3 separate regions of the Homo sapiens genome follow, and regions 1 and 2 are each linked to region 3. Evidence: chromatin loops called from intact Hi-C (ENCODE). Cell type or tissue: PC-3. All regions are shown on one strand. Links, peaks and the distances in the headings refer to the core of each region. The heading gives the core; the rest is flanking DNA.

What was found. Hi-C counts contacts between places; a loop is a spot of excess contacts. Peaks named below come from ENCODE experiments on the same cell type or tissue, not always from the same donor. Only the 100,000 strongest peaks of a DNase experiment are listed, where the experiment ranks them.
Region 1: a loop joins it to region 3, with 6 times the contacts of the local background. A loop is called at or near these places in 1 of 110 quality-filtered maps.
Region 2: a loop joins it to region 3, with 1.9 times the contacts of the local background. A loop is called at or near these places in 1 of 110 quality-filtered maps.

Annotation. Positions count from the first base shown.
Region 1 is chr6:19,448,094-19,459,152 of GRCh38, reverse strand. It overlaps LOC105374960 (a long non-coding RNA gene), which reads right to left and starts at 9,332. Exons shown (of 2, transcript NR_134615.1): 1 at 9,237-9,332; 2 at 1-339. In PC-3, for the core only: no CTCF peak of the experiment used is centred there; DNase peaks (open chromatin) are centred at 3,942 and 4,372; H3K4me3 peaks cover 1,051 bases; H3K27ac peaks cover 1,239 bases.
Region 2 is chr6:19,543,567-19,554,625 of GRCh38, reverse strand. No RefSeq gene overlaps it. Among named protein-coding and RNA genes, the nearest start is that of LNC-LBCS, 260 kb to the left of the region's middle. In PC-3, for the core only: a CTCF peak has its summit at 5,296; no DNase peak of the experiment used is centred there.
Region 3 is chr6:19,376,674-19,386,853 of GRCh38, reverse strand. No RefSeq gene overlaps it. Among named protein-coding and RNA genes, the nearest start is that of LNC-LBCS, 420 kb to the left of the region's middle. In PC-3, for the core only: no CTCF peak of the experiment used is centred there; a DNase peak (open chromatin) is centred at 6,343; H3K27ac peaks cover 1,613 bases.

The DNA of each region.
Region 1 (11,059 bases), core at 2,988-5,487, 75 kb before region 3:
TAGAGACAATACACCCTCCTTGTTCCAATGAACTTGTTCCGTTCATTTGTCAGAAAATGGAGAGATGCTTGTGAGAAAGCTGACTTGGAAACAAAGCCCACACGGGGCAGTCCTGTTTGGCACCACAATCTTTTATGTAGATGGTGGATGAGGATCTTATATGCCATTTACACAAAAATTAATACTTAAAACAACATGTACAGAAAGTGGTTCCAAGTCCCAGTCCCATTGCAATCTCTTCGTGTTCTCTTCTGTGTCTCTCAGTATTCTGTGCTATTTTCTAGGCTTCTTTCTTCTTTCAGCGCACTTTGTCTTCCTGTGTGCCCCTTCCTCCTCCTCCTTTAAAAATTTAAACCAGAATGATTGCAATTCTTTCCTGGAATTTGTTCTTTCCATCAAAATTAGAATACAGTATTATCCCTTTACTCTAAAAACATTCTTGTTTTTTTATCCAACCCAGAATATGTGGAAGCAAAAGATTAACATACTCTAATAGCTTTTTATAACATAAAAATTTATATTGGCCGGGCGCGGTGGCACACTCCTGTAATCCCAGCACTTTGGGAGGCCGAGGCGGGTGGATCACGAGGTCAGGAGATCGAGACCGTCCTGGCTAACACGGTGAAACCCCGTCTCTACTAAAAATACAAAAAATTAGCCGGGCGCGGTGGCGGGCGCCTGTGGTCCCGGCTACTCGGGAGGCTGAGGCAGGAGAATGGCGTGAACCCGGGAGGTGGAGAGTGCAGTGAGCCCAGTTAGCGCCACTGCAGTCCGGCCTGGGCGAAAAAGCGAGACTCCGTCTCAAAAAAAAAATTTATATTGTCCCGAGAGCTACATTTTGTGAAACAAACATCTGCTGATCGTAGTCCATGTACCAGCTCTGTGGTAGTGATTGGACAATGAATAGAATGGTCCCTACCTGCAGCTAGATGACAGTCTATGTGGTTAACATAAGCTATCTCTGTGGTGTCTTTGACACCGTACCCTTTTGAGAGGGGAATGCTTAAGTTCCGGCTCAGACTTTTATCCCAAGATTGATAAAACACAGTATGATAAAAATGTTCTTCCCTTTTTCTCATTCATGAAATGAGTCAATGCGACTAGGCTGAAAGATTGTTTTCTGCTTGACTATTTCATATAAACTGAGTGGTAAAGAGTTCTTTGGCCTTCTCACAGTCTGGTTTGATTTTTCTGTGGTGGTGACATTCAGTGTCTCTTTGAGGAGCTGGGAAGGCAGGAGGCAGAAAAGGGGCCTAAAGAAGGGGAATACAAACTTGAGCGCAACCCTCAACTTTCTTAGATTTTTCTAGTCTTGAGAGTAGAAGGAATGAATCAAGTCTGCATATATGCCCAAATCTCTCCAAGCAGACTCTTTGTAAGCTTTGACTTTATGTGCTCAAGTAAGAAAATCTCTTCTGTCTTCATTATGATTAGATTCGATAGCGATATGGTGGGTGAAATGTTGCTCTCTAAATCTGAATCATGTGCCGTGGGGCAGAGCCCAGGGTTTGACCTGGGGAAGATGCTCTTTTTGAAACTTCTCCACCATTAATTTATGCATTCACAAAGTGGAAATGACGTCTTAAAGATGGGGGTCCTCTTTCTATGTTATGCTTCTTCATTTTCAGGCAGTGAGTAAAGAAGCGTAAATACAGAGATGGCTTTTGGGTTGCTATATTCCCACCTGACATACGCTGTCTCTGCAGGGCTCCAGAACTGGAACATTATACAGAGTCTTCAAAAACCCTTAATTCACTTTTGAGCTTTAATTATTTCAGAAGTATGAATGTACTGTCTTGTTCAAGTGTCTCTTAAAATAGTAATTATTTATATTTTTAATATGTATGCAATTTTGGGAATCTTAACTGATTTTTTTATTTTATTTTTCTAGTCAGTGTGTACCATTTTCAGTAAGAGAAACTGGAAAAAGTTAAAAACAGATTTTGAAAAATTCACAAAACTGCATGAGCCTAGAGGAAAGGTAACCAGAAATATGACAAATGGTCTTCGGAAGTTTGTAGCATTTGTTTCTGCCTAAGTTATGAAAGCTCAAAACTCCACTAAGACTTCTGGGATAACCTGTAATAGGTGACAGCTTATTTTGAAATTCAAATACTTTCAAATATTTTAAAAAATAGATTGAAATGCAAAAAGACAAGAACATGCATTTAACATAACTTTTGAGTTAAAAACTCAATAAAATTAATGTCAGAAGACATTGGATGTCTATGGATGCTGATAAAAACTATGGATACTCACAAAAATTAGTCAACCTCTTAAAAGAAGTTTGTTTTTAACAATAGATTTTCGATTTAGAGAGACATCACAGAATTTTGCCAATTCTGGAGGCCAGCTAGAGCTTCTCTTAGAGATTGGGGCAGAAGAAGTCAGCAGTGAAGTATCAATTCATGACCCTGGCTTAGGAAGCCAGACTCCTAAGCTCTTTTGATGTAGCTTCTATTTAGAATACAGTCAAGCCTGGGTCACTGCTGGGATTTTAATTTTAGACACAAGGGATGTAAAATATTGGGCAATATGAGCAAACTTTGCACTTCTCTCTAGAAATGAAGGAGTTACATTCTCCTGTCCTGTCTGACGTTTGGTTACAGAGTGCAGTGAACTGCTCAAGAGTAAGGCATTTGGTTAAGAGGCGGCACTGCGTATCTATAGAACAGATTAAAGTGTATGCTGATTCTGTTTGCTTTGAGAGCAAATATTTTCCCTGAATTTTAGTCTCTTTGGTTGGATGTACGGAATGGGCACGTGCAATGGGCACCATGCCTTGCTCCATCAGCAGCCCTGCCCTCTAAGGCAAGCTGGCAGTGTGAGGAGCCACAGTCACCCATCAGCTGTCTGTGTGTCCTCCATTACACACTACATGTATAAATTATAGCTCATGTCCTCCTTCGTGCCTCACTTAGAGGGTTTATAGTGGCAATTACCTGTTCACAGACCTACTGCATGTTTGCTGCTACCATGCCCAGTTCTGAATCTGGCTTCAATCAGATATTTGATATGTCTTTACCAACACAATAGACATTAAGCTGATACAACGAAGTACAATAATTATGTGATGTGGGATGCCCTTGGTTTGCTGGTAAATTTTATTTGGGGTTATGCAGTATAATCCAGGCTTGCTGTTGGATTTCACTGGCATCGACACAACTGAGGAAGAAATCCAAACCTGGACATGCCACTTATGCAATTAAATATGCTGCCCCTTGTATATACTTTACCTCCCATATTTTACAGTGAGACAATAGTTTCTTCAATGATCAAGTGATACAGCATGTAGTAATTACTTGAAGTGATAGTAGCTCTGATTTTTGGCTCCATGTAGTGATGCCCTTTCTAAAAATTCAAGTCATTCAAAATTGGAATAAGCTGCCTAGTGGGTGGTGAATGCCCCATCACTGGAAGTGTTCAAGTGCAGCCATCTGTCAGGAATGCACTGGACAGAACCACTATGTTGGGTAGGATATGATGCCCTCTAATACTCTTTGCAATATGAAGTTCTTTGGTTGTTTCAAGTCTTCATTTTGTAATACTGTAATGATTCAGATTAGGGATACTCACTCTTCACTTCCAACTGGCCTTACTATAGAAAGCACTCTCACTTCCCACAATTAAAAAATGTACATTTGCCCAAATAACGGCATCCTCAACGTCGTTTTGCCCTTTTCCTATTATAGGTATAGCGACTGAGAAATATGTGATGACTAGATCTAGGGGAGGAGTGGGATGCCACACTGCCCAGCTCTGCTGCTTACTAGCTATGCGACAGGGGCAAGGTTCATAAACCTGAACCCTGAGGTTGGTCATCTGCTAAATTCAAAGCACAACAAGTACCTCCCCAACAGAGCGCTGAAGGACTAAATAAAAATTTAAAGTATTTAGCACAAGGCATAGTACTTCTAGGAATATGAGCATTCACTATTTGTTGTGGTGGTTTTTATTGTTTACCTGGGTTATCTGTTCTCAATCAGCAAATCTGTCACTTGTGTACCATGAACAGATGATGGATTAGATTTAGAGAACTGTGTTAACTATTGGCATTTTTAAAGGACAAATAAACATGATCATTTTTTGCTATTTATGTATTTTCACTCATCTGTACATTAATTTCTATAACTCTATTAATGATGTTATTTTTAAGGACAGCTTTAAAGTTTGAACAAATACTTCTTATGTGTATAGTCAACTTAAAACAATTTTAAATAGCCTATAATTGTGTAGTACCTCTCTTAAATTCCAACCTCAGGTTTAAAAGCCTGTGTTACTTATCATCTATTGCTATTAACATTGTGGAAGCTTATTGTATTTATGTGACAGACAATATTTGGACTTAAAATTTTTCAGATTTTTGTTGTGTTTACTGAGCTCTGATTCATATAAAAGTGGTAGCTCCAGTTTAATGTAGGAATTCTGCTTGCATGTGCGGCTTTCCTTCCCATTGAAAGAGAAATGATCCCAGTGAGTGAAAAGCAAAGATAAGCTGAGAATAGAGTTGCAATCTTAGTTTGTGCAGGTGCTGTTTTGTTAACATCCTGGTGCATGTGCATTGTATTTTTGCACACACAGTCACAGTCAATTTTTTTTTTTTAGAACATGCATTACAATGTTCAGCTCATTACAAGTCATAACAAAGCTCCGTTGGAACCAAAGAGAAGACTCATGCTCTGTATATACCGAGAAGCTGTTCCCATTGTAACTCAAAGAATTCTAGTTCAGAAAATATCAACTGGCAATTTGCTTTGTGGGTTGTTTACAGACCAGCTACTTTTTGCCTTCCATTTTTTATGTGCTGTATTGAGACAGTCTCATACTTTGAGGTTAGTCTTCTCAAACAGGCTTTAAGATGATAAAAATCACACCAGGTCCAACTGGATCTTTATGTCATAAGACCATTTTCCCTTTTCCTCTCTACTTCTTTTCCTCCATTCAGAGCTAAAACAAACCACTTCATAAGAACCTCATGAAATTTTCCCTGTGTGCACTTTAGTTAAAAGACCCTCCTGTGCAGTGCATTCAACTCTGTGGGGACACTGTGCCACAGTCAGCTTGCTGGGAGATCAAAGTGGAGAATCTTCAGCTTGCAGAATGCCTGATGTGTCTCTGTAATGCATCTAGCAGGCTTTCTGAGTGCACTCTGTTGCAGAAGGCTAAAGGGAAAGGGCATTTTATCATAACACAGAAGACATTCAAATTTTGAGATAGCTTAGAGGATCAAAATAATTTTATCTTCAATAGATGAAATGACTAAATGGCTTTCCCCAGGTCAACATCCACAGGGATACATTCTCAGGCATTTTTGGGGGGCACCAAATTTCTTCTTTTTTCCAATCAGAAAATTTCTAATTTGATTTATAAATTATGAATGTAACTTCTCAGTTCTTTAAAATATGAGATATGGAGAAGGGTTGTGTTGGCTACTACTCACTTCAGCAGCTCAGGTAATACAGTGTGTGCATTTCAAGAAATATTAAAACATGTTAAATATTGTATATGCAGTTTTATTCTGGGCTTTTAAGCTTTCTCTCTCTCTCTCTCTCTCTCTCTCTCTCTCTCTCTCTCGGTCACTCTCTCTCTGTCTTTGGCAGCCTGGTCTTGTCCTCAACTAAACTATTTCCTGCCTACTAATTTTGAACAATAACTTAAGTTTGCTTGATAGATTATTTGTCATTGGTATCTCAATTTCTTTACCAAGTACCTTTTTTTGCTGAAGATCTAGTAAATAGTTCGACAGGTTTTGAAAGCGGAAGAAACTTTAAAAAATCATTTTAGTTAAGTGTTGACCTCCACATTTTATGCAGTAGGGGTCTGAAATTTGTGCAATATTTCACATTTACTAAGTGAATTACATATTTTATCTAATCTATAACACCAAAGATTGTAAAATATGCCATCACTTTGTGTACCGATAAGACAGAAAAAAATTACCAACTTAAATTATGCACTCACTTTCATATAATCACTCACATCCAGATTAAAGAGAGATTATAAGCATAAGATCATGCTGTTAATACAAACGTATCTCTCCTTTATGAAATATATAATTTGCACCCTGTATTTCATAAACATAGCAAATATTGCAAAGAGTAAGCACATGTCTTCTCTAAGAGGAAATCAGGATAAACACTTAGATTGACTGGGGAGGCAGGCACAGGAAAGGTGAAATACCAAATCAAGTATACTAAGCTTTAAGACATTTTTTTTTTTTTTTTTTTTTTTTTTTTTTTTTTGGCTAGAGGCTGTCCTGGGATTACTAATAGACTACATAATAAGGCAAGCGTATCCAATATTCTCTTCTAGTTACAGTGCCTTCCCTCTCTGCACATCATGGTTGTTTGTTGCAAGGGATCACCTGAATGATAGTGATTGCTCAAAGTTCCTAAGCTTCATAAGATTGACTCCAGGGCATTGCTGCTGGTGCTGGTAGCTGTTCCCCAGCCTCAGGCCCTTAAACTCCTGCAGGGGGAGTGTGTCTAGAGGCTGCCTCTCTTGTCTGCTCAGACATTTTATCCACTGTCTCCACCAAACCAGAGTCATCTCTGGGGCTTGGAGGAGTGATACTACTAGCTTCCTCACAGGACAGGATCCTTGGCCTAGGAACAGTAGATACTGATTAGAAATAAAGGAGATTGGGAAATCCAAAACCAATTATATAGCTTTTGCTTTGAACCACCTATTAGTGTGTGGCATAGTCTATCAGTGTGAATAAATAAATTGTAATAATTTGGACTTGATCCTTCTTTCGTAAAATGTGTGGTCTGTAGATATCACCTGTGAGGAGAGATGGTATTTGTCATTTAGATTCTACCTGACTGCTAACTTGCTTTGGAAAAGTAGATGATTACTTTGTCCGAAAATGAAGTGTAACACTCCAGTCTCCAACGAAACAAAAAAAGGTAGCATGTGTACTAACAAGTCTCAGAAATCACCCCTGTTTAATTAATATCTTGCTTTTATTACTCAATATTTTGTATTCTATTCAAAATACCACAAAATTAAGATAATAGCTCCGTAAAATTGATTCAGAGATGTTAATTATTTCTTTGCTTGTCTCCAGACTTATTATAATTCATTACTTTCTCCTGATGTGGTTAATGTTGTCATAGTTTGGAGCTGGTATACTGTACCATTAAGAATTTTTATAAGGCACCACTTATATGATTATATCACTTTGATTTTTAAAATGCCTTCATTTATTTCCTGGAAGTTATCAAGCTGACATGAAAAAGCCATCATCTAATAGGAGTGAATTTTCATAATGCTATTTTCATCAAATTTTATCCTCAGATATTGTATTTGGCCCTGTGACAAACATTAGATTTCCTTTCTTGCACTTTTTCTTAATCTAATAAAACATATGTTATGTATACTGACTGTATATTATTGGTTGTAATATACTATGTATATTTTCTTGTTTTTATAAATGTTTTTCAACTAAAATTTTTGTAAATAGAAGCAAGCCTTTCACAGCTATATCTATGGATCCCAAAACAAGAGGAGAAAATTGGTGGTTACCTGTTACACTATGTAGCAATCACTTATAATTTTTATGAAACAAATTCTATTTGGCAATGGAATTTAATCTAACAGGACTATTGCAATATTGTTGGCTTCCTGCTTAACTTTGAGTTGGGTAACCCAAAGGGCTGATTGCTTGTCTGTTGGCTATCAGCTCCAGGCTCATGCATCTGTGTTTCTCTCTTATAAGCAAGCTGAAAGTCTGCGAACTTTATTTTTAACAAGATTCCCTCCTTACCAAGCAGCTTTCTTATACTCTCCTAGCGGGAGGTCCTACCAGGAAATTGGACGGTGGGAATAAGCTTGAGAGCATTTTATAAAAAAGAACGAGATCATGTCTTTTGCAGGGACATGGAAGGAGCTGGAGGCCATTATCCTCAGCAAGCCAACACAGGAACCGCAAGTTCTCACTTATAAGTGAGAGCTAAATGATGAGAACACATGGACACATAGAGGGGAACAACACACACTGGGGCCTCTCAGGGTGGTGGGTGGGAGGAGGGAGAAGGTCAGGAAAAATAACGAATGGGTATTAGGCTTAATAACTGGGTGATGAAATCATCTGTACAACAGACCCTCATGATACAGGTTTACCTGTGTAACAAACCTGCACATTCTGCACATATACCCCTGATCTTAAAATAAAGTTTTTTTTGTTGTTTTTTTTTTAAGGATTGTGGGCATTTTTTCCTCTCTTGGCTTCAGGCAGTGTATAGGCAGAGTAGCAGAAGAAGCAGGTTACTTCTATGGTCTTGCCAAGTAGTGGCAATGGTGGCTCTGACAGCAGCCGGAGATTATCCAGCAGCTTTAATGGCAGAGATTATGGGCTCTTGAATAGTATTTTCCCTTTCAGTCTTGTCACTGACAGGATAGAAGTATCATCTTGCAGTTACTGATCAAACCCTCTCCTTTTTGCTCTTTTAGATCCTCCAATATTAAGTAACCAATTTTCTACATTGTTACCTGCATTAGAAATTCCTCAAGTTGTTTCAATCTTCCTGGCTGAGCTCTGACTGATGGATCTAGTAAAACCATATAGAACCTTTGCACACAGCAGGGGAAAGCCCAAATAAGGAACCATGGGAACTTGATACTATTTGTTCATCTAGGTCTCAATTAATGAGCAAGATTATTAAATGTCTACAGGCAACATGTTACACAAAGTTGTAATAATAATAAAGAATAGAAAGATTGTATATTTTGGCTAAGTAGGTTGCCAGTTTACTTATTTATTCATTAATTTAATTTTATTTTTTTGAGACAGGGTGTTACTCTGTAACCCAGGCTGGAGTGCAGTGGTGTAATCATGGCTCACTGCAGCCTCAACCTCCTGGGCTCAGATGATCCTCCCACCTCAGCCTCCTGGGTAGCTGGGACTACAGACATGCACCACCATGCCTGGGTATTTTTTGGTATTTTTTGTAGAGATGAGGTTTCACCATGTTCCCCAGGCTGGTTTCAAATTCTTGAGCTTAAGCCACCTGCCTACCTGGGCCTCCCAAAATGCTAGGATTATAGGCATCAGCCAGTGTGCCCAGTGAGGCTGCCAATTTACAATTCAGGGAGAATCTTCCTTGGATTCTAAATATTAAATAATCAGCTGTCTTTACTCAGTTCACACCAATTTGATCATAAGAACAAGCACCTCTCATACCCTCACATTTCCCCCATTAACACAGAACTCTCAGCTACTGCCCAATACTCACCATTTTCCACTGTCTTATTCCATCAGATCCATTAATGATCATGAAAAGCACAGCTGCAGTGTTGCCATGAAGCCACTTCCTACCTCCTCTAGCTTCCAATATTTACTAATTCTGGAAAGAGTCCTTTCTGGTCATTTCTACTTGTTAGAACCCCCAATAGATAAGGCGCTTTTGCCCCAGTCTGTCACAGAAATTTTAGTGTCATGTCTAACTCAAGTTTTGCTCTTTATTACAACCCTCTCTCCCTAAGCAGAGGGTGGGGTTATGCAAATAATAGGCACAGCACATACTCAAAAAACCCTTTCCCCTTTGGCTGTTCACTTAAGCATCTCAACATGTTCTCCCTCAATATGTTCTCTTTATCAAGGAGCATTCTTAGTTTGAACCCTCTCCCCGCCACGTCTCCAGGACCCCAAAAGATGTCAATATCCTATGGTAAGTTCAACTTAGGCTGAAGCTGGTGTCCTAGCTACATACTGATCGCCCAATTCACTGACTATTTCAAGTGTCACTGTTATTGTCTGTGTTTATGTTGGACTCTATTGTCTGAAGTTTGGACAAATGAATTTTTCTGTGCCTAAACTTCCTGACATGTTTAAAAAGAACAAAAACGGGAGTGGTGAGGCATGTATGTGGCATGGTGACACTTCACTCCTGACAGTGGTTGACCCCAAAGTACTTTTTGTAAATACTTGTTATTTAAATGCCGAATAAGTGATAATAAAGTTTATTTTATTATTTTGCTTCAATAACACAGTCTCAAAGCTCTGTGATCCCATTTTCTAGTTCATTTTTTCTCAGTCACCTAATACCATAGTTGCATGGGATTCAAGCCCCTTAGTGTTAATTTAGGGACTTAATTACTTTTGGGAAGCTTGCTGGCTTCTAGCTCTTTTAATTTTCAAACCAAGTTTAAAGAGAGTCATTGAAAGTCACTTCAAGTAATGTTTTAAGGCAAAACACCCTAAGCTTTTTTTTTTTTTAAAGTACATGGTGCTAAGTAAAGTTTAACTCTTAAAAGATTAACTATGGTGTAATGAATGTGTACTGTCCATGGACAGCTTCCTGGTCTCACCTGGGCTAATTATTTGCGAATTATTCTCTGCTTTCAACTAAAGTGTGCACGCACACACACACAAATGACTTGTGCATTTGTGTGTGTGTGTGTGTGTGTGTGTGTGTGTGTGTGACCTATTTCTCATGCCATTCGCTTTGTGTGTGCCACTAGGGACCTTTGAGGGATCACATCACAGGGAGCCGAGGATATGGCAGAGTAGCTTCTTTTTCAACCATTTTATTGTTGCTCTTGAGCCTGTAACTGTAGCCTATATATAGCACAAGGCTTTAGGGCAAGGCTCCCTGCATTACCTTTCTCTGTTATTATAAGCTCATCTCAGAGTTAATAATTTCCTCCAAGGAGGTGATGCTGTAATAAAGATAATTAAATTGAAATTTAATATAGTGGGGCATTGTACTATAGCTTTATATCAGATGAGGGTTCTGAGAGAAACCATTGCTGTGAGGGTGGAGTGTAAGGTATGTAATTAACAATTATGTTTGTCAGGTTTATGAAACAGAAAATTAATAACATGGAGACTGTAAAACAGTGAACAAAGCTGCAAATTCTAAATTAAGGTGACTAGGCCATCATTTACCCCTAGAGCAATAGGTGTCTTTTTTTTTTTTTTTTTTTCAGAAATAGAATGCAGGATCATGTTGATTTACTCACTTAAAAAAAAAAAAAAACTTGTTGCACTCCCAGACAGAATATTTTCTCTGTAGCACAGTGATTCTCAATCTTGGCTTTGCAGTAGAATTACTTA
Region 2 (11,059 bases), core at 3,775-6,274, 170 kb before region 3:
CTTTGGCTGTTATGTACTTTAGGCAGAAGTGCCAGCCTTGCCTTACATGTGTTTTACTGTTAGGATTTCCACTCCACCTCTGATGTGTGTGGGTGTGTGGGTGTGTGGGATATCTCAAGAGGGTGATGACAAAGATAGGAATATTCTAAATAAAACTATTAGTGTTTCTAGTTTGCTCATTTGGTCCCATTCATTCTGCATAGTCCTACTAAATTCATCTTCTAAGGCACAGCTTTGATTCTATCTCCTCTTCCCCTAAACTTCTGATTATCGTGATGATGATGATGAAGATGATGGCATTGATTATGATAGTGGAGTGGCTTCTCTTTGTTAACTACTTATTATGCGTAATTTCTTACTTCATAGACAACCAGAACTCAGAAACCAACTTCCTACAAAGGCCCCATGACTAATCCATGTCAGAACTGAGATCTGAATTTATTATATCTGACTCTAGAAAAAGCCTTAACAAATATGCTCTATATTTGCAAATATAAGCAAATTTATTTGCCAGAGATTCTTGGTTGTCATCAATAAACAATTTGAAAAAGTAAAATCTTTCAATTTAACTAAAAGTTTAGTTTAACGAAAAGTTTATTATTTTAGTTTTGTGATGTTTCTCTGTAATTTCTTTTTTTCTTTTTTGAGACGGAGTTTCACTCCCCGTCGTCCAAGCTGGAGTGCAGTGGCGCGATCCCCAGTAGCTGGGATTACAGACGTGCGCCGCCAAGCCCAGCTAATTTTTGTATCTTTAGTAGAGATGGGCTTTTGCTATGTTGGCCAGGCTGGTCTCAAACTCCTGACCTCAAATGATCTGCCCACCTCGGCCTCCCAAAGTGCTGGGATAACAGGCGTGAGCCACCATGCCCAGCCTCTCTGTCATTTCTTAAGACAATATTTGTTCTGAGAAACTAGATTCAAGTTAATGAGGACCAGGATAAACCATATGTCTTAACAAAAGTACTAGATTGACCCTCTGTATTGTGGTAGAGTAGCTCATTGTAAAGGACACATTTCTTATCTATTTTTAGAAACTGGCAGAGTTTCAAATGACATTTCTATTTTTATAAACTTATCTGTGACTTCATGTCTGAAATCAATACATATGAAGGAAGAAAGATCATTTCATTTGTTCTTTCTAGACGCTAAGGCTTCAGCATTTATCTTTCCCACAATTGAAACTCTCATGTAAAGGTACTAACAATACTAATCTTTCTTATTTTTAACCTGAATCTTTTCTAGCATTTTCTCATCTCCAGAAAAGAAAGAAAATGTCTTCATATACTTGAAGATAGTTATTCTCTCTGTATCAGTTAGCTACTGCTGCATAACAAATAATCATAAAAATCTCAGTAAGTAAAAAAACATAAGCATTTATTCTTACAGATATGAGGTAGGCTGAGGTTCAGCTGACTGCAGCTGTCTAGGCTGGTATAGGTTCACATGAGCTCTCACTCTCCAGCTGGGGTCAGTTTATTACTATTTCCACAAAATTGCAAGTCTCAGCTTTTGCATCTACTCAAAGTCTGTTGTTAAGAATATTTTGAAGATGGTATTTTCCTCTTCCAGGGCCATGTGATAAAATCCTTTTCCAGGAAGAAATTATCATCACAGAAATTTGCTCATCTCAGTATATAAGGCCCTTCTGCTCTAGCTCTCTAGCATCTAAATGCTCTGTGTTCTACCCAGCCATGTATAAAATATGTTCCTTTGATGTGAAGAATAACTTCCTGATTGGGATTGAGCTGAAATGGGGCCCTCCTTTGGGCAGAAACATAAGTGACATCATAATTCCTGCGAAACATTTACATCTTCCCAGCCTGCATCACCTGAAAATTTTGCTTTGTAATCAATTTTATACCTACTGTCATTTGGGCTTGAATTCCTCTTTATTAAGGATTAGATAAGACGTTGGTGAGGGGCTGGGAGGAGAGAGAGAGAGACAGCATGTGCATGAGTCTTTTGTATGTGTATGTACCTATGCATGTGTATGATTAAGCAGAACATATTTATTTTATAATTAAGCATAATCTTTATTCCTTTAATAGCAGTGCTATTAAGTGCATCTGACGTCCATCAGCAAGTATGAAATATTAATTTGTAAATGTTTCATTTGTAAATGACCCTCTCCCACACATGCCAAGGATCAGTACTTAAATTTCATCGACTGTATTTTTAAAATTTCCAATCTGAGGACCTGTGAGAAAAGTTACAATTTAAGATCTTTGCTCACATCTTATTTTCATGTTAACCAGGCAGAACAGGCTGATTCAGATGTTTGGAAGCATCAGAGTACTTAATCTGTTACCACTGCTTTGCATCCTATCATGTTCTAGACTTCTTAGGAGCAATCTTTATTTATTTTTGGAGCTCACAGATTGCATTTGAACGAGTCAGGAATATTTTCCAGCTTATTTTAGTTAACTTACTCATATTTTGCCCAAGTGGAGAAAAAATACACTGTTTTCCAAAGAGTTAGTATTAGTGCCATTCTAGTGATAGAATATTATTTTACTTGATTACTCCGAAGACAAAAGAAATTCTCAAACTTGTCTGGTTTCATACATGCACATGAAGGTGTAGACCTGCCCAAATAGCACATTTCTCTTCATTAGATAAATCAAGTCGAAGTTCTCACTGAAATCTTGTGTTTTAATTTTACTTCCCACACCTAAATACTTAGTGTTTTTAAGTAATCCTTATTCCTTGAGCTCATGAGTAAACCCACAAGCATTACTTCACCTTTAAGAGCTACTCGAGTGATAAATATCCATGTTTGACTCAAAGCATGCACTCCCAGTGATGATGGGACTAGTTGCCTGGTTATTTGTGGTTATTTTTGTAGCACCTGTGGATTCCAAGATTGGTCATTTGTTTCATCAGAAGTATGTGTCATACATTTTTATTAATTCACTGAACACAGGTGTTTCCTGATTATCTACTTGATTAAGTATACGTAGCTAGCGACCAAATTAAAACAGAACAAATAGGACCTTCCATGCTTACTTCCCTTCCCATATCCATTTTCATTATCATATAATGTGAAGCTCAATGGCCACTGTCTTGTTTTAATTTGGTAGAACCTAAAATCACTCCAGACTCTTCTCAGTGCCAAGCACAATGCCTGTTGTTTGTTGAATGAATACATGAATGTATGACTGAATGTATGCATGTATTTATGAATTCTTTTAATATAAACAGTCACCACTAATGCCAGGACCATGGATAAACAATCCATGGATAAACTTTTATTTTTACTCTTATTTTAATCTTCACTTGCAGATATTATTCTTGAGCATTCAGAGACTGTCGGAAGCAGCATGCAGCAGGGAGGAATAGAGATAAGGACTCTAACAAGGGCCAAATCTTTCTGCCCATTAATCAAACTCATAATTCCCATTGAGACAGGTAAAACAATGAATAGCACTAAGGAAAAAATTACTTTATATCATGAGCATATTTAAAAGCTAAAATCAGTGACTGGTGTCCCAGGGCACAGCAGAGATACTTCTAAAAGGCAAAGAAGTTTGAAGACTCTCATTAAGGAGATGTCGCCTGCATGCACAGATAAAACAGGAAAGAAAAATGTATCTAAAGTTCCAAGGAAATGTAGACCATATTCTTCCTCCCACTCTATTTCACTGAATGATTCTCTAAGTTACAATATGAATAAAATGGAGCTTGAAATAGACAAAATGGGACTAAAGCTTTTTTTTTCCATGTAATATCTTAATGGAATTCCTACACCCTACCTTCTGCCCAAGATTATTTGGCTTTTCTATATACTTAGGAAGGAAAATTTTAAGTTTGTAGTTAATGTCACTTTCAATAAGTACCACCACTGTGTTTCTAGATACCCCATGTTTAGGGTATTCAGGGGATATATTTATTTGGTCATGCCTTACCCATTTAGATTGGGTACCATTTGTACTTGCAAGCTTTAATGGAAATGATAGCTAAAACGTGAATGAATGCCTCCTCTGTGGGTAAAACTAAGCCTAGATGCCAACAGCTATAGCAGTTAAATATGCGCCAATTTTCATAAAAAGAGCAGCCATAGGCAATGAAGGCTGGGCAGAATGCACAGAAACAGAAAAAGCCTCCATGAGTTGCCTTCTCTACAGTCTGCCTTCTCTACAGTCTGCATGCCTGCCTAACCCTTTACTAATGCTCTCCTTCACCCCATAAAGAGATGCACACACCCCTGTGCACATCCTGTGGCCAAAATTAGAGCAGAATTTCTCTTTTTCTCTCCTTTCCTCCTGTAGCAAAGAAATGTCAACTCTGTTTTCTTAAAAGCATATTTTTGAAAAATCATGCCCCACTATTTGGAATTCTCCGAATGACTGTATTTCAGATTCCAGAGAAGAGCGATTCCTACAATGATTTGCATTTAAGCATGAAGGGTGACAGCCAAATGGCTCATGTGCCCAGTTAGCCATGTTAACTTCTAGTTTTTAAGTCTCCTAAAAGTGCAACACATTAAAAACTAAAACTAAGATCAAACAAAAACAAACAAAAAACAGGATTCTCTATCATCTAATGCACAGATTTAAAAGCTTCCTGAACTGTCCTGACTTGGCCATTCTCATGAGGAGATTATATAAGGGGGTAGAAGCCCCTTGTATTTTAGAATTTGCAACTTGATAAGCTTTATCTCTAAGACAATGCAGGGTGACTTCTAAGCAAAATGTAGTCACTCATTTCTTTCATTGATTCAGTGAGCAAGTGCCAGGTCCTGTGTTGGCTTGTAAAGAGTGCAGAACAAATTAAGACAGAGGCTTGTTCTTCAAGGAGTTCATGGTATAGTGAGGGAAATGGATACAAACATATAAAATTGAAATTATATATTTATATATAAATACGTTATTGAAAATGAGTTGTGGAAAGACAAAAGTAGGGTCAAGTAATTCAACCTGGAGTTGTTAAAAAGGCTTCACAGATGAGCTGAGTCCTGAAGGATAAATGGTGACTTACCCAAGCAAAGATAAGAGTATGTGGAAAGACATATAGTGTGGCTGGCAACAAATTCACTAGGACTGACATATAGGGTAGAGGAGACTAGATTTGCACTATCCAATAAGGTAGTCAATACAACATGTGGCTATTTAAATTTAAGGACTGATCACATTTCAAGCGTTCAATAGCTACATGTGGCTAGTGGCTACTGTGTTGGACGGTGAAGACATAGAATCTGTCCATCATAACAGCGAGTTCCATTGGGTGGTGCTAGTGTAAAAATCAGGCAAGAAGTCAGGGTTGGATATAGATTGGGCATAATGAACACAGAGATGTAGTTGAAACTGTGAGTGTAGCTTTATTCAGAGAGCAAAAAATGAGGAGAGAAGAGGGAGCCCTCTGGTGTACATCACCATTTAAGAGGATGGGGGAGTAGATGGTATTAACAAATGAGCCCAATAGGAATGGCATGAAGAATGGACAGCAGAGAAAGTAGCAAGGTGATGTTTGCGGACATCTGCAATTGTTAATGATGTCCAATACTGTAGAAAACCTCATGAAAACCAAAGCTTTATAACGAAAAATTAGGAAGACATCAGTGCTATTAGTGAAAATTGGTTAAGTGGCATTGTGTGTGTGTGTGTGTGTGTGTGTGTGTGTTTTGGAGTGGATGTGGCTAGAGGATAGGTTGAAGTATGAAGTGGATTGAATGGTGGCCCCAAAGATACAGCCTTGTGACAACCAATGGAAGTTGACAAGAGGCAAGGAACAATTTTCCCCTTAAACCTCCAAAAGGAGCATGGCCCTATCAACACCCTGATTTCTGACTTCTGACTTCCAGAACTGTGAGAGAAGAAACTTCTATTGTTTTATGTTGCCCAGTTTGTGCTAATTTTTTACAGCTACTATTGGAAGCTAATACAAAGGGTATTTAGGAGATAATGAGGAGTAAAGAATGGAGAAAGTTTTGACAAATAGCTACAAACTCACATGTTCTCAAGGGACAGGCAGATAAAGTAAATAGCTGAAAATGAAAGTGGGAGGGGTAAAAACTGTGGAGAATTTGAGATTACATGTCCAGCCTACCAAATCAACACACAGATTATATTTCCATACTCTACCTCCCATACCTACTGAACCTGATTTATTGATATCTTTTTTAAAATGTCCATTCTCTCTTGCCTATATAGCTTAGACTTTATGTTTAGCCATCTTAGCTAACTTGTCAAGTCAGGTTAAAATTCCTCTCGTTCTTTTTACCTTATAGTGTAGGTTTCCTGTTTATTTCCTAAACCTGATTAAATTCTTCTATTTCTCTACCCTTGGGATAATTTCCCGGTAACTATGATCATTTCTCCACTACATACTCAAATTCGCTCAAAACACTTAGGTCCTCCCTACTGAGCAGATTTGGTTTTATTTATCTCTAGTTCCTTCTAATTTCCTCTGCAGTAGCCATCCCAAAATGTTACTCTTGAGAACATAAAACCCATCTCTTTCATTTGTCGTTAATGAGAAAGTTGGGATTATCCAACATGCACTTCCTCAATTCTTCTTCCTTCAGGGTCACAATTTCTTTATGCGGTTACTACATTCCATTGTCTTTCCTTTTTATCTTTGGGGATGTAGTGTCCTTTCCCATCTTAAGACTAATTTTTCCACTCTCTGAAATGAGACTTCGCTTTTTCTGTCTTTCTGAATATATGTGTTCCTCCCCACCCTCTATGTTCCCCTGATATTTTATTCACAGCCTTCCTCCCCTTCCTTTCTTTTCCCTGATTGATCTCATCCAGCTTCCTGTGGTAATCTCATCCCAATTCTCAACTTCCTTCCTGAGCTCTCTCACTATTGGCCACCTCCAAGATACACTATAAAATTTCAAACACTGAGCTTAAACTTATACTTATGGCCTTTCCCTCTAAACCCTATTTTACCTCAAGAATGCCCTATTTTTGCTGATACAGGGGAAATCCTCCCTGATGCATAGATTTGGAACCTGGGAATCAGCTTTAAATCTGCACTTTCCCTGATCCACCTCCCTCCATGTACGATCATTACAGATTATGGTGCCTTTCATATTGTAGATGTTTAAAAGGCATTCACAGTGGCTGATATCGGCACTGGAATAAAGTGGAAAGAACACTGCATTTTGAAACAAAGATTTGTACTTGAATCCTGGCTTGAACATTAAGTACCTTTGTGATCTTTGGCAAGTCACTGAACTTCTCTTTGCCTCAGTTTCCTGTCTCCAAAAAGGCGATAGCAATAATGATCTCAAAGGATTGTTGTGAGGTTACAGAGCCTAATGTCTTAAAAGTTCTTTGTAAATTCTAAAGTGACATGGTTTGATTTAATCTTTGGTATAACCAGGTGTATATTCCCCAAATTGCTCTCATTCTCAGAGAGAAAAGATTTGTAAAAAACAAGTAGGGTTGGACCAGTTAAGAACCCCCCTTTTGCAATAGGCAAACTGTTCTCAATGGCTCAAGTTCTGTATTAAGTTTGTCAGTTATTAGTTTGCACCCACATGAAATTGCTATCCATGTGGGTCTTTTTTTTTTTGAGACGGAGTTTCACAGTTGTTGCCCAGGCTGAAGTGCAATCGTGCAATCTCGGCTCACCACAACCTCCGCCTCCAGGGTTCAGTGATTCTCCAGCCTCAGCCTCCCGAGTAGCTGGGATTACAGGCATGCGCCACCATACCTGGCAAATTTTGTACTTTTAGTAGAGATGGGATTTCTCCTTGTTGGTCAGGCTGGTCTCGAACTCCCGACCTCAGGTGATCCACCCTCCTCGGCCTCCCAAAGTGGTGGGATTACAGGCATGAGCCATGTGGGTCATTTTTAAGGCAGTTGTTGGAAACTGCATATGGTCCAAACTAGCAGTGATAATACCTCCCTTTCACATTTCCTCAGGAGAGTCTAGCCATTGGAAGGGCACGTGGTTCCACTCGACATTGCACAAGCAAGTCCTTTGTGAATGATATTGGGGTGGAGGTTATGCCAGCTTCTGTCACTGTGCCTTCAGCGCCAGCAGTTCTATCCATTTGGGGGCCATAATTACCTCTGTACACTGTAGAGTGAATGTGAGGGGTGAAACTGCTGACCCATCCACTGTAGTCACTTGGACTCATCAAGGGACAAAACACGTATAAGGTAACACTACTGTTATGATTAGCATTATTAGGTTCATTATTGACATCAAGGTCCCTGATGTTTTATTAAGATGTGGAAGTCTTTAACTTACTAAATGATGATGATATTGTGTATAATTCATCACATCTTTTCTTTAATTTGCTGCTACTTATTCTAAGTGCTTAGGGCTTGGTGCTGAGGTCTATTGTGGCTTCCTTTCAGCTGACAACTTCATCTTTAAGAAAAATCTCCCTTTCTTATGTGGCCTAATGAATATCAATAAAATGAAATAAGATAATATCTTCCTTAACTAAAATATATCTGATAGGAAGATGGGCCTGATAGGATTGCCTTTTGGAGTGGAGCTGTCAACCTCAGAATGCAACTCTTTATTTAAATATAAAGCTATAAAAGAGAGCCTTGTTTTCATATTGTGTGGCAGTGTGTATATCTGTACATTCAAAAAATGATTTTTTTTTCAGTATGGGACACTTTCTACTTAACAAAACATTACAAGTAACCTTGACTATACAATGTAAGGCATGTCGCCTCTTCAGATTCTGCATCTTCCTGATTCTATACTCAATGAGGTACAAACGCAAACTCCAGTTCTGGTGTTCTTATGTAGTGTTTAATTGTACAGATTCCATAAAAAATCACTTAATATAAAGAAAACAAATACTCTTTTTTACTGCTGCACTAAATACTTTTGCTAGCAAATGCTTTGGGGGTGCTTTTTATTTATGGATTTTTCACAATGCCAGAGAGCTTTTGTCTTTTTTACTGCTTTATATTTATGGTTGTGGGATGATCATTTTCTGGTTGGTTTCACATTGAGCTCTTTCAGAACTAGTTGGAGTAGTAATAGTTTCTTACTGTTTATACTTTCTCCCCCTGAGTCCTATGTTAAATCTTTTTCACTCTATCAGTGACACTGCAGTATATTATGCTATACATTCTTAGGCTATTAACTTTGGGCACTGCTAATGATTTCTTTTATATATATAAAATAAAACATGTAAATGTTTCTTGTTAAAACAAGAAAACTCAAAACACAATCAACCTTATCAACAAAAGCTGGAGATTTTCTTTCTCCAAGTGAGATTGTAAGCCAGAAACAGGTTTGTAAAATCCCAGTGTTGGGAAACAAAGTAAATTATAAAAGACCCCTAAAGGGAGAGATTTAGTTTTCCTAAAAAACAGCTTGCTTGGTATTCCATTCCTACATTGAAAATTTTTAAAAAGTAACACATTTGAAAAATCAACAGTAGCAGCACAGCAGTTTTCTCGACTACAAGAAAATATCTAAGTCTCTGTGAGAAGACTGGAAGCAAGAAAAGGTGGAAGAACCTCAGAGTCACCTGCAATCTCACATCATTGTGCTCAGATCTTTTAAAGGAGCTCTGAGGAATATCTTACTTTACCTCTGGCAGCTCAGAGCCCGTGAGGATTTAATCTGAAATTAGAATGTGTAAAGTAACTGGAGAACAAGCACTCTTAGGGGCGAAGTTTAACAATGAAAGATTTAAGGGAATAAGGTGATTCAAAAATGACTCCTGAACACAAGAAATGGAACTGATTAGAACAAAAGCAACCAGTATTTGTATCTTTAAATTGAGGATTGCCTACTCATAAAAAGTCTTTGGAAGCCAGTGGGCTCCTGACTGACTTTACTGTTCGGCTTCCTTTATACTGTGCCTTTTTGAACCAGCAGGGTTTTCACTCGTGTCCGTGTGAAGAGACCACCAAACAGGCTTTGTGTGAGCAATAAAGATGTTTATTTTGCCTGGGTGCAGGTGGGCTGAGTCCGAAAAGGGAGTCAGCGAAGGGAGATAGGGGTGGGGCCGTTTTATAGGATTTGGGTAGGTAAAGGAAAAAGGGGTGTTGTTCTCTGGCGGGCAGGAGTGGTGGTCACAAGGTGCTCAGTCGGGGAGCTTTTGAGCCAGGATGAGCCAGGAGAAGGAATTTCACAAGATAATGCCATCCTTTAAGGCAGGAACAGGCCATTTTCACTTATTTTGTGGTGGAATGTCATCAGTTAAGGCAGGAACTGGCCATCTGGATGTGTACGTGCAGGTCACAGGGGGTATGATGGCTTAGCTTGGGCTCAGAGTCCTGACATTCCTGTCTTCTTGTAGTAATAAGAAAAACAAAATGAAATAGTGGTAAAGTGTTGGGACAGTGAAAATTTTTGGGGATGGTATGGGGAGATAATGGGCGATGTTTCTCAGGGCTGCTTCGAGCAGGATTAGGGGCAGCGTGGGAACCTAGAGTGGGAGAGATTAAGCTGAAGGAAGATTTTGTGGTAAGGGGTGATATTGTGGGGTTGTTAGAAGAAATATTTGTCATTTAGAATTATTGGTGATGGCCTGGATATGGTTTTGTATGAATTGAAAAACTAAACGGAATAAGAGAAGGAGAAAAACAGGTATTAAAGGGCTAAGAATTGGGAGGACCTAGGACATCTAATTAGAGAGTGCCTAAGGAGGTTCAACATAGCCTTGCCAGCAAAGATTATTTATTTACTTCAAGAGTTAAGAGTGGCGGTTTGGGGATAGCACCAGGAGATATCAGCTGTGATGGCTTGGAGAAACAGTATAAACCGGCAGTGTAAACAAGAGCAGAGCATGTATGAGTAGTTGAGAATGGTGAATAGGAGTATGACTAGACAGAAGATAGTAGGGATGACAAATTTTTGGGGCACAGTCTAAGTTGGTCTGGTGTCTGGAATGAGACTGGGGCCTAATAAAAAGGAGCATCTATACAGGAGCTCAAATGGGCTGTACCTTGTAGCATTCCAAGGACAGGCCTGCATTCTGAGAAGGGAAAGTGGTAAAAGTATTGTCCAGTCCTTTTTAAGTTGGTGGCTGAGCTAGGTGAGGTGTGTTTTTAAAAGGCCATTGGTCTGTTCTACCTTTCCTGAAGACTGAGGACTGTAAAGGATATAAAGGTTTCACCTGAATACT
Region 3 (10,180 bases), core at 5,334-7,833:
TGTTTTTATTTTCATATAATTTGCCAAACAACTTTTCTGATAGACATCTTCACTGACCAGAATATATATTTAATGAACAATTTATTAGTCACTGGCTTTATGTCATATAGACGTAGTCTTGTATCTGTTTCTTCCTCTGAGTCTTAGCTCCCAGAAACATCATACCTCTGGAAAAAATTCAAGGAAAAAGGGACTGGGTTGAAGTCTTGTACTGACACCTTTCAGAAAAGCCATAGTGTTTGTGAATACAGCCATCAGATCATTCTTGATTCAAAAACCACAGATAGGAAGACATGCTTAAAGAGTTTGGGAAAAGTAGAGGAGAGCTCCATAGGCACAAAATTAAATCAAAAGAGATGAAGCAAACCCCACAGAATGAATGAAAGAGATTCAATAGGAGAAACCCACGAGAGAAGCAGTCCATGTTTATATTGTACTTATACTTACCTTGAAACTAAGAGATAAAAATAACATTTTTGGTTTTTGGTCACTCACACCATTTCACTGTCTTTATAGCTCTCGACAGGGGCAACCTTACATATAGGTATAGTGCCAAACTGGCGGGAAGAAAGGGCATTTTGAATGAAAAATCATTTTCTCTAGTTATTTGGGAGTTCATCTATCACACTGTTACCAGTCACACAACCAGGATGTCAGCTCAGGTATCTTCATTTTTTAAAAAAATTTCAATAGATTTAGGGGTACAAGTGGGTTTTGGTTACATGATGAAGTCTGGGTTTTTAGTGTACTTCTTACCTAAATAGTGTATATTGTACCCAATAGGTAATTTTTCATTACTCACCACCCTCCCACTCTCTCTTTTGAGTCTCCAATGTTCATTATACCGGTCTATATGTTCCTATGTAACCATAGCTTAGCTTCCACCTGTAAGTGAGAACATGTGGTATTTGGTTACTTATTAGGATAATGGCCTCAAGTTCCTTCCAAGATGCTCCAAAAGACATTATTTTCTTCTTTTTTTATGGCTGAGTAGTATCTTGTGGTGTGAAATTGTCTTTATCCACTCATCAGTTGATGGGCACTTAGGTTGATTCTATATCTTTGTGATTGTGAATTGTGCTGCAATAAAAACAGAGTGCAGGTATATTTTTGGTACAGTGACTTCTTTTCTTTTGGGTGGCTACCTAGTAGTGGCTCAGTAGTGCTACTGGATAAAATGGTAGATCTACTTTTAGTTCCTTGAGAAATCTCCATTCTGTTTTCCACAGAGGTTGTACAAATTTACATTTGCACCAACAGTGTATAAGCATTCTCTTTTCACTGCATCTGCACCAACATCTATTAGTTTTTGACTTTTTTTGTTTTTTTTGAGACAGAGTTTTGCTCTTATTGTCCAGGCTGGAGTGAAATTGCATGATCTCAGCTCACTGCAACCTCCGCCTTCTGGGTTCAAGTGATTCTCCTGTCTTAGTCTCCCAAGTAACTGGGATTACAGGTGCATGCCACTATGTCCGGCCAATTTTTGTATTTTTAGTAGAGATGGGGTTTTGCCTTGTTGGCTAGGCTGGTCTCAAACTCCTACCCTCAGATGATCTGCCTGCCTTGGCCTCCCAAAATGCTGGGATTACAGGAGTGAGCCATTGTGCCCAGCCAGTTTTTGACATTTTAATAATGGCCATTCTGATTATTTTCACTGGTGTGAGATGGTGTCTCATTGTGGCTTTAGTTTGAATTTCCCTGATGATTAGTGATGTTGAGTATTTTTTCATGTTTGTTGGCCATTTGTGTATCTTTTTTTGATAAATGTCTGTTCATGTCATTTGCCTATTTTTTAATGGGATAATTACTTTTTTGGTTAATTTGTTTCAGTTTCTTGTAGATTCTGGATATTAGTCCTTTGTTGGATGTATAGTTGGCAAATATTTTTCTCCCATTCTGTAGGCTATTTACTCTGTTGATTATTTCTTTTGCTGTGCAGAAACTTTTTAGTTTAATTAAGTCTCATTAATTTATTTTTGTTTGGTTGCATTTGCTTTTGAGGTCTTAGTCATAAATTCTTTGCGTAAACCAATGTCCAGAAGAATTTTTCTTAGTTTTCCTTCCAGAATATTTATGACTTCAGGTCTTACACTTAAGTCTTTAATCTACCTTGAGTTGATTTTTGTATATGGTAAGAAATAGGGACCCAGTGTCATTCTTCTGCATGTGCCTATCCTATTTTCCCAGCACCATTTGTTGAGTAGGGAGTCCTTTCCACAGTGTATATTTTTTTCTGCTTTGGTGAAGATCAGTTGCTTGTAGGTATTTGGATTTATTTCTGGGTTTTCAAATTCTGTTCCACTAGTCTATACATCTACTTTTATATCAGTACCATGCTGTTTTGATTACTGTAGCCTTGTAGTATAGTTTGAAGTCAGGTAATGCGATGCCTCTGGTTTCGCTCTTTTTGCTTAAGATTGCTTTGGCTATTTGGGCTCTATTTGGTTCCATTTGAATTGTAGGATTTGTTTTTCTAATTCTGTGAAAAATGACATTGGTATTTCGGTAAGAATTGCATTGAATATGTAGATTGCTTTGGGCAGTATGGTCATTTTCATAATATTGATCCTTTCAATCCATGACAGCTCAAGTGTCTGAACACAGCCTCCTCTTCTTTGCATTATACTGTGATGCTTTCTGACAAGTACTCCACATTTCTCATCAACAGCCTGGAATTAAGTTATCTTTTTAATTTGTTTGTTTGCTTGTGGGTAGAAGAGGAAAAGGACAAAACAGCAACAGGTTAAGAGTAAGGAATACTGGCATAAGTCTAAGGAATGTCGGACAAAAGAGAGTGGGTACATTTCCCACATAACATCTATCCTACCTCTGTAATCCTCAGTTCTGGGCCCCTGACTGCCCCTACTCATCCTCAACTAGACCACTGAAAGCTTTACTGTGCCCTAGCAAAATCTTCATACTTCTGGTTTCCTGTGCCTGCAGCTGCTATTTCCTCACTATGAAGTGTCCGTCAAAAATTTTTTTTAAGTTAAAGTGGCAGGATAAAGATATATAAGAATAATTCCTCAATACCTCTCTGATATTCTGTGGGCAGATAACTGGCACGTACTTTTTTTAAAATCAAATATTTGTCACAGCCTGTACCTAGCACTTTATCAGCTCCTGAGAGTGACCAACTTGGGCAATATTTAAATCAAGTAGAAGTTGGAAACTGGAGGAAGCATTCTTCAACACTGAATTCGGCAATAGTGTGAAACCTTTAGGAAAATGGGCACTCTTTGAATTAAAAGGTCACTGTCAAAAAGAAAAGATAGACTTATGGTCATGATGAGACCATGAGCTGGACTTCTAAAGTTCATTCTCACCTCCTGCATATTAAGAGAGTAGATTCAAGTATTTGGTCTGCCTATGCAACTCCTGGGGATCAAAGTAGCCTCCTGATGTGTACTAAATAGTTGGGAGGAATAATAATTGGGTGGAATCTATAGCTGACGCCCTGAATGAGAATGAACAGTTTGTTATTGTTTCCTAATGATTCCATCTTTATGCCCATCCTTGGGAGTGCCCTTTTTCCTTTGTAGAAATGAAAAAAACAAAAAACAAAACAGATACTGTAATGGAATGACAAACAGAGGGGCAGGGGGGCAGGAGGGGTTTGCTAGGCTCTGAAATTCTGAGGAGAGAAAATAATGCAACTGTCTTAGTAAATGCTTGTTAACACTAATAATTTAGAGCACAGTTTCACCAAGATTAGTTTGGATCTGTTGTAAGCCTATCTCAGTAGCAGAATCATTTGTACTGCTTGCCTATGGGAACAGCTGCTATTTAGTTTCTTGATTGAAGATTCACACCCTCTTTGCCCTTTCCCCCAGGCTTTGAAACCATCTCACCTGGGCATTGAAATCACAGCCAGATTCTTCATGTTTTATTTCAAGCCAATTTACTGTCCAAACAAGGTCTTTAAAATGTGGCACTGACTGTAACAGTACCATTCATCGTTTGCCTAGCAATGTAAACTGACAGGTTTCTGGGGCCCCTGCCAATCTCGAAGTAGAAGCTCTTGTCACCACAAATAAGGGAAGGTCATTGTACCTCTGGAGCATATCCTGACCCACTCAGGATGTTCCTAGTTCACTGGCACATCTGTCCTTTCTCGATGGTATTTTTCTGGGAGCCCAAAACAGAAATTTGAATGAACCAGAAACTCAGTGTTTGAAGAAAGGTCTCCCGTGAACTGTTGTCCTCATCGAAATGCTAACACAACGCCGGTGGAGAGTCCTAAACTCTAGCAAGAAAGCCAAGAAATGCCTCCACACAAAAGAGGCTGGTTTCAATGGGTAAAGTAGTCCTGAGGTAGGAAGGTTAATGTTCCAAGTCCAGGGGATGATTCTCAAATCTTCGCTGTGCAAGGAACATATTATCTAGATTTCCAAATTGAAGATTCCTAGGCATCAAAGGGTAACTGTTACAAAGATAACCCAAAACTAACATGAACTTCATTTCATGTCTCCTTCCCAAAACTTAAAAATTCCAAACTTGTTACATTGGGATAAATCATGCAGAAACACTCCAGCTGTTCATGACTTTGTGAAAGCTGAATTCAGCATTCTCCCTTTTTCTCCTTTGTTTTTCAGAGAGTCATTCTAAAAAGAACTGTCGATATTGGGAACCTTATCGGTCTCTAATTCCCTCTACATACTTACCTTTTCTTCCTTCACTCCTAATTTTTGCTTTTAAAAAACAACCGTTTATTTCCAACTGCAATATTAGGTTCAATCAAGTTTAACAAACACTTAGTAATCCCAAAGAAAAGTCAAGTTGCTTTTCTGGAAAGCATTTGGCATCATTTGTTTCTCTCAGCAATGGACATAAAAAATATATGTTGGTGGAGATACAGCAGGGTGGTGGAGAGTACATGGCTTTAAAATCAGACAGGGCCTGGTTCAGCCCTAGCTAGATTCAAATCTGTGGCCTTGAGCATGTCACTTATTTATTTTTCTAAACTTCTTTTTATTCAACTATTAAAAGAGGGAAGAGAGACATAATAGCCAAAGAGGGAAGAGAGACCTAATAGCCTAAAAGCGTTGTGAAAATGAAATAAACTAATATAGATAGGTGGCTTATGCCTGTAATCCCAGCACTTTGGGAGGCCTAGGCAGGCAGATCACCTGAGGTTGGGAGCTCGAGACCAGCCTGACCAACATGGAGAAACCCCGTCTCTACTAAAAATACAAAATTAGCCAGGCGTGGTGGGACATGCCTGTAATCCCAGCTACTTGGGAGGCTGAGGCAGGAGAATCACTTGAACCTGGGAGGTGGAGGTTGCAGTGAGCCAAGATCACACCATTGCACTCCAGCCTAGGCAACAAGAGCGAAACTCTGTCTCACACCAAAAAAAAAAAAAAAAAAAAAAAAAAAAAAAAGCAGAAAATACATAATGTGTTTGGCCCATATGGGGACATTTTAGCATCTCTTCCCTGTCTGTGGGGGGATCACAGGCTCTAGATTTCTTAGCATATCCTTGGACCATGGGTTTCAAGCTATTTTTTGTTTCCAGAGGCTGTATTGCCCTTAATGCATGCACACCTTGCTGCTTAACACACTATGTACCGGAGATGAAAGTGGAGCTGCCCTGGATTTGGCAGATTGCAGCTCTGACACGTCAGCCCCTCTGAGACCATTTGTAGCCATCTCTAAGCAACCTACAGGAAACTTGGAGGCTGCAATAAGTTGCGCCAGATGCCACCAACTTGCATGAAAGCAGAATCATGTGGTTTTAGAGCCAGAAGCCACTTTAGATGTCATCTAGACCAGTGGCTTTCAAATTTATTTGTGACACACATTAAGAAATTCTATATATTGTGTCCCAGTGCACACAAACTTATGTGTGCCTGTATGTACATAACTGAAGGAAATTTTAATGAAACAATTCTTACTTTTACTATAGGCAATATACTCTGCTATTTTCTATCGTAGTTCATTTTAAAATAATATTTGTCAGTGCCACTGAATTGATTTCATGACTGGTGATTTTAAAAGCAGTGATCTGCACTCCTCGGCCCATACTGAAAATAAAGACATTGAAATACAGAACTTTTCCTTTTCTGCCTCATGTTTCTATCTGGTCCCGAAACAAAATCTCTGTGGTTTACTTTTACTACTTACAAATGCATATAGTGCCTGAAGGCTTTTGGAGGTCAAATTAACATGTTCTTTATCCTGGGCTGATTTCTAACAAAATTCATGATGCCTAACAGAACAGAACACACTTTATGGGGCTCACACAGTCAGTCCAGCTCTTTAACCCAGATTTAATACTTCCTTTCTGATGTGTCACCAAGCGCTATGGGTGTTCCTTGACCTTGTAAATACTCCAATGATATAACATATCTGAATCATGTTTTCTTGAGGAAAACATTTGGCAACATCCTGAAAACAAGTTCGTACCCTCATTGTTCCTGTGACCACCTGGTTTGATAGCTGAAATAAGATGAATTGAGTAAAATGAATGTTGCTGCAGCTGCTGCCAGCATCACCATGCCAGCTACTGCTAATCCCTGGGCTTCTGCCTCTGCCCAGTGACTTGTCTGTTTCTGCCCCAGCTTGGTGTTCTCAACTTTCCTTTGAAAGTTGCCTTGTGCCAATTAAAAAAAAGTTTTTAACCCTTTTACCCCTAATTTTTGCTTTTAAAAACAACCTTTTATTTCCAACTGTAATATTAGGGTCAATCAAGTTTAACAAACCCATAGTAATCTCAAAGAAAATTCAAGTTGCTTTTCTGGAAAGCATTTGGCAACATTTGTTTCTCTCAGCAATGGGGATAAAGAATATGTGTTGGTGGAGATACAGCAGGGTTGTGGAGAGTACATAGCTTTAAAATCAGACAGGCCTGGTTCAAATCTGTGGCCTTTATTTGTACAATAAACATCAGTTTATTCTACAAATCCATGTGACTTTTGAATTCCACTCCATATACAGCTTGAAATTATTAGTCAAATGGTTTGCTTTTTTTTTTCCTTTTCTTGAATTATGCTTCATGGAACATATATCTTATGTTGTGAAGCATGAGAAATAGGCTGATCTGGGTTCAAATCCCACCTTTATCCTTGACCAGTTCTGTGGACCCGGCAAGGGACTTTATTTCTCAAAGCTTCAGTTTCCTTATAACCAAAGACTAATGATAAAGTAGTTGTGATTATTATATGGAATGGGGAATGTAAAATAGTCAGCATCTGTATGTAGCCAATAAATGTTGATCCTTCACTTGTCTTTTTCCTTTCTTTTAGTGAAGTTGCTAGAGTGAGAAGTGTGAAATGCTATCTGGTCACACTATAATTGTTTTTAATGAATCAGAATGTTAGGTGTTCTGTGCATAAATAGTAAAGTCTTTTGATAGTTTATACTTCACTAAACAGTACATGTAAGTGTGTACTGTTATAAACTGTGATTTCCAGTGACTTCCTTACATTAACATTAGATGGCAACAAAAACTGGCTAATGGGATGGAATTGACAGGCTCATCATTGGTGATAAAATGTCGATTTCAAAGCCACACATATTTTTTCTGGGTAATAATTATTAGGTCTAATAATCCCTAAGAATAGATATGCTTAATTATTCAGATTTAATAATTATTACCCATCAAAATTCCAACTGTGTTTCTGGCACTTACATCTCTACAAGGTGATAGCATGTCAATTCCATCCTGTTCAAGGTGAGTCATCACCTTGTTTTATATCTCACTGGTCTCTGGCTTATAGAGCCATTCAACTGCCTGCCTAGTCAAAAAAGACAATGTAGAGAGAAGGAAAATCATATCTATGTTGCCAGCTGGGTTAACCCATCCACAGTGACTTTTTGAAAAGTAAGTTTCCATGGAAGTAAAATCTTTGGTTCTTATAATGTCAATCACATTGATCTCTATTGTGCTTCTAAGGATAATAAATAATTCAGGGTCAAAGATAGAGTGAAAGGAAGAAGGCTTCTTTTGGCCGTGGTTATATACATTTTCTCTTGCCACTTCCAATGTCATAGAGGCCAGAGAACATGTTGTAGCCTGTGCTCACATGCATATCCCTATAGATGTTGCTCAGAAATTCCATCTTCTTCATTCTTTCCATCTTGTTTCTCAGAGGAAAGAACTTACATTTGAAAAGAGAAGCAAAGATTTTCAAGTCATTACAAGATTATCTTTTTTCCTTTAGTTTTCTATGGATTTCTTTTATGTTCTTTGCTATTGACTGTGTGTTGATTTGTGAGGATCAAATAATGTGAGTGTGAGGACCATTAATTAGTCAATATTGCAAATTCTTGTAAGATAAGAACAGATAATGAAGAAAAGCTAATTCCCTTTGATACCCATATGCAGTAAAGATCTTTGGTGGCTATAAAGTAGATCCCAGATTGTACACACTACAAACGCAGACATCCTGGAAGGCCAGTGGTGGTCTAAGCCCATGGAGCCTCAAGGAAAAGAATAATCTAGGAAGCTTTTTCCAAGAGCATGGCCAATGTGCAGAGAGTGAAATGAAGGAGTATTTTAAGTACATGGTGCTTAGGGATCGTGCTTATACCATCCTCAACTCCTGCCCTTTGCCCCGCAGATTTGTTCTGCAGCTTTAACCTGAGAAGGCTCTGGAAAATAAAAAGAAAGCCAGAGAAAATAAAAAGAAAAAATGAAGAATTTCTTAAGTCTCTGTTAAGACATTGAGAGCTCAAGCAGCTGCCAGAAGAGTGGAAGTCAGGGACATTTCTCATCTTCAGGGAGAGGACTGCTGCGTGTGCTAGAGAACAGGGAAACTGGAATGTGTGGATATCACACAAGGGAGGGGACAGCAGCCCAGGCTGTACACAACCATCGATGTAGCCATAGAGCCCCACCTTCATGTAAAGAGCAAGAAAGAAGAGCGTGGGAAGCAAAGAACTTTGTCTCTCTTGCTGGTGCTCATGGGAGCCAGGATCAGCATCCATATATGGTCATGCCAAACTAAAGATTGATGGCAAGACCTAGAGAGGAGGAGACAGTGGCAGGGGTGAGTTGTGGAGGGAAGGGCATAACCTATATCACTGGTAGAAATGTGAATTTCTTCCTGGTTACAGAAAACTATTCTGGAAATATCTGTTTAAAACAATACACATACCTATTGACCTAGCTATCTCCTCTGGGTCTTCATCACATTATAGAAATAAAAGCACTGGTATATAAGAATATTAGAAGTTTAGAGTAAAAAAAAGTTTAGAGTAAACTTAGAACTAAGAATTTTAGGAAAGTAGAAGAAAAATGTTTATTATAGCATTGTTTGTAATGACAAGAAACTGTTAAATATCGGAATACTTGTGATTAGAAGAATGGTTCAATAAACTGTGGTATATTTATATAATGAAATGTTATGGAGCTCTTAAAAAGAATGAGCTATATCTAGATTCATTGACTTGGAATTATCCCCACAGTGTACTGTTAGATGAGCAAAGGAAGACAGAGAAAAATATACAGTATGATCTCTTAAACAAAACCCTTAGAAAAGAGTCGATAAATGTACATCAGTGTATATGGGAAACTAAGAATATGGAAAAAGGTGAGAAGAAGATACATATGAGGCTATTTATTTTGGTTTCTTTGGTAGGGTTGGAAAAGGTAAAAGGTGAAAATAATTTTAAACTATTTTGCAAAATAAAACAAATATTAACAGAACATGTAATCTATTAAAATTTTTATGATACTACTCTATGTGTATGTTAGCAATTGATGCCTAACAAGCACATCAAAATTTAATGGCTTAAAAAATCCACTTAATATTTCTCACAAGCCTGTGGGTGGGTTTGGTGGTTCTGCTTGTCTGGATAGGGCTCAGCTAATCTCAGGTGGGCTCAAATAAAATGAATGAGGTTAGACACCTTCAGAAATGATTTCTAAGTGACTTAATTTTAGGTGTTTCTCGTCTCCTATAAGAATCCCTGGGAATGTCACATTTCAATACTTGATACCAGGGTGTCTACTACTACCACCACAACTATTATTAATTGGTAGTGGTTTTTCTCTTACAGTTGGAGTTTCACTTTCATACCCTTTCATGATCTTTGCCAATATTCTCTATTCTATTTCCTCTCACTCTCCTTAGTTGCCTTAGGCACCACTTTTTCCCCTTCAAATGTACCAAATAATCTCACGGTTACTTCTCACTACAGTAAAAGTAATATCTGCAATTGAATTATCACCTTA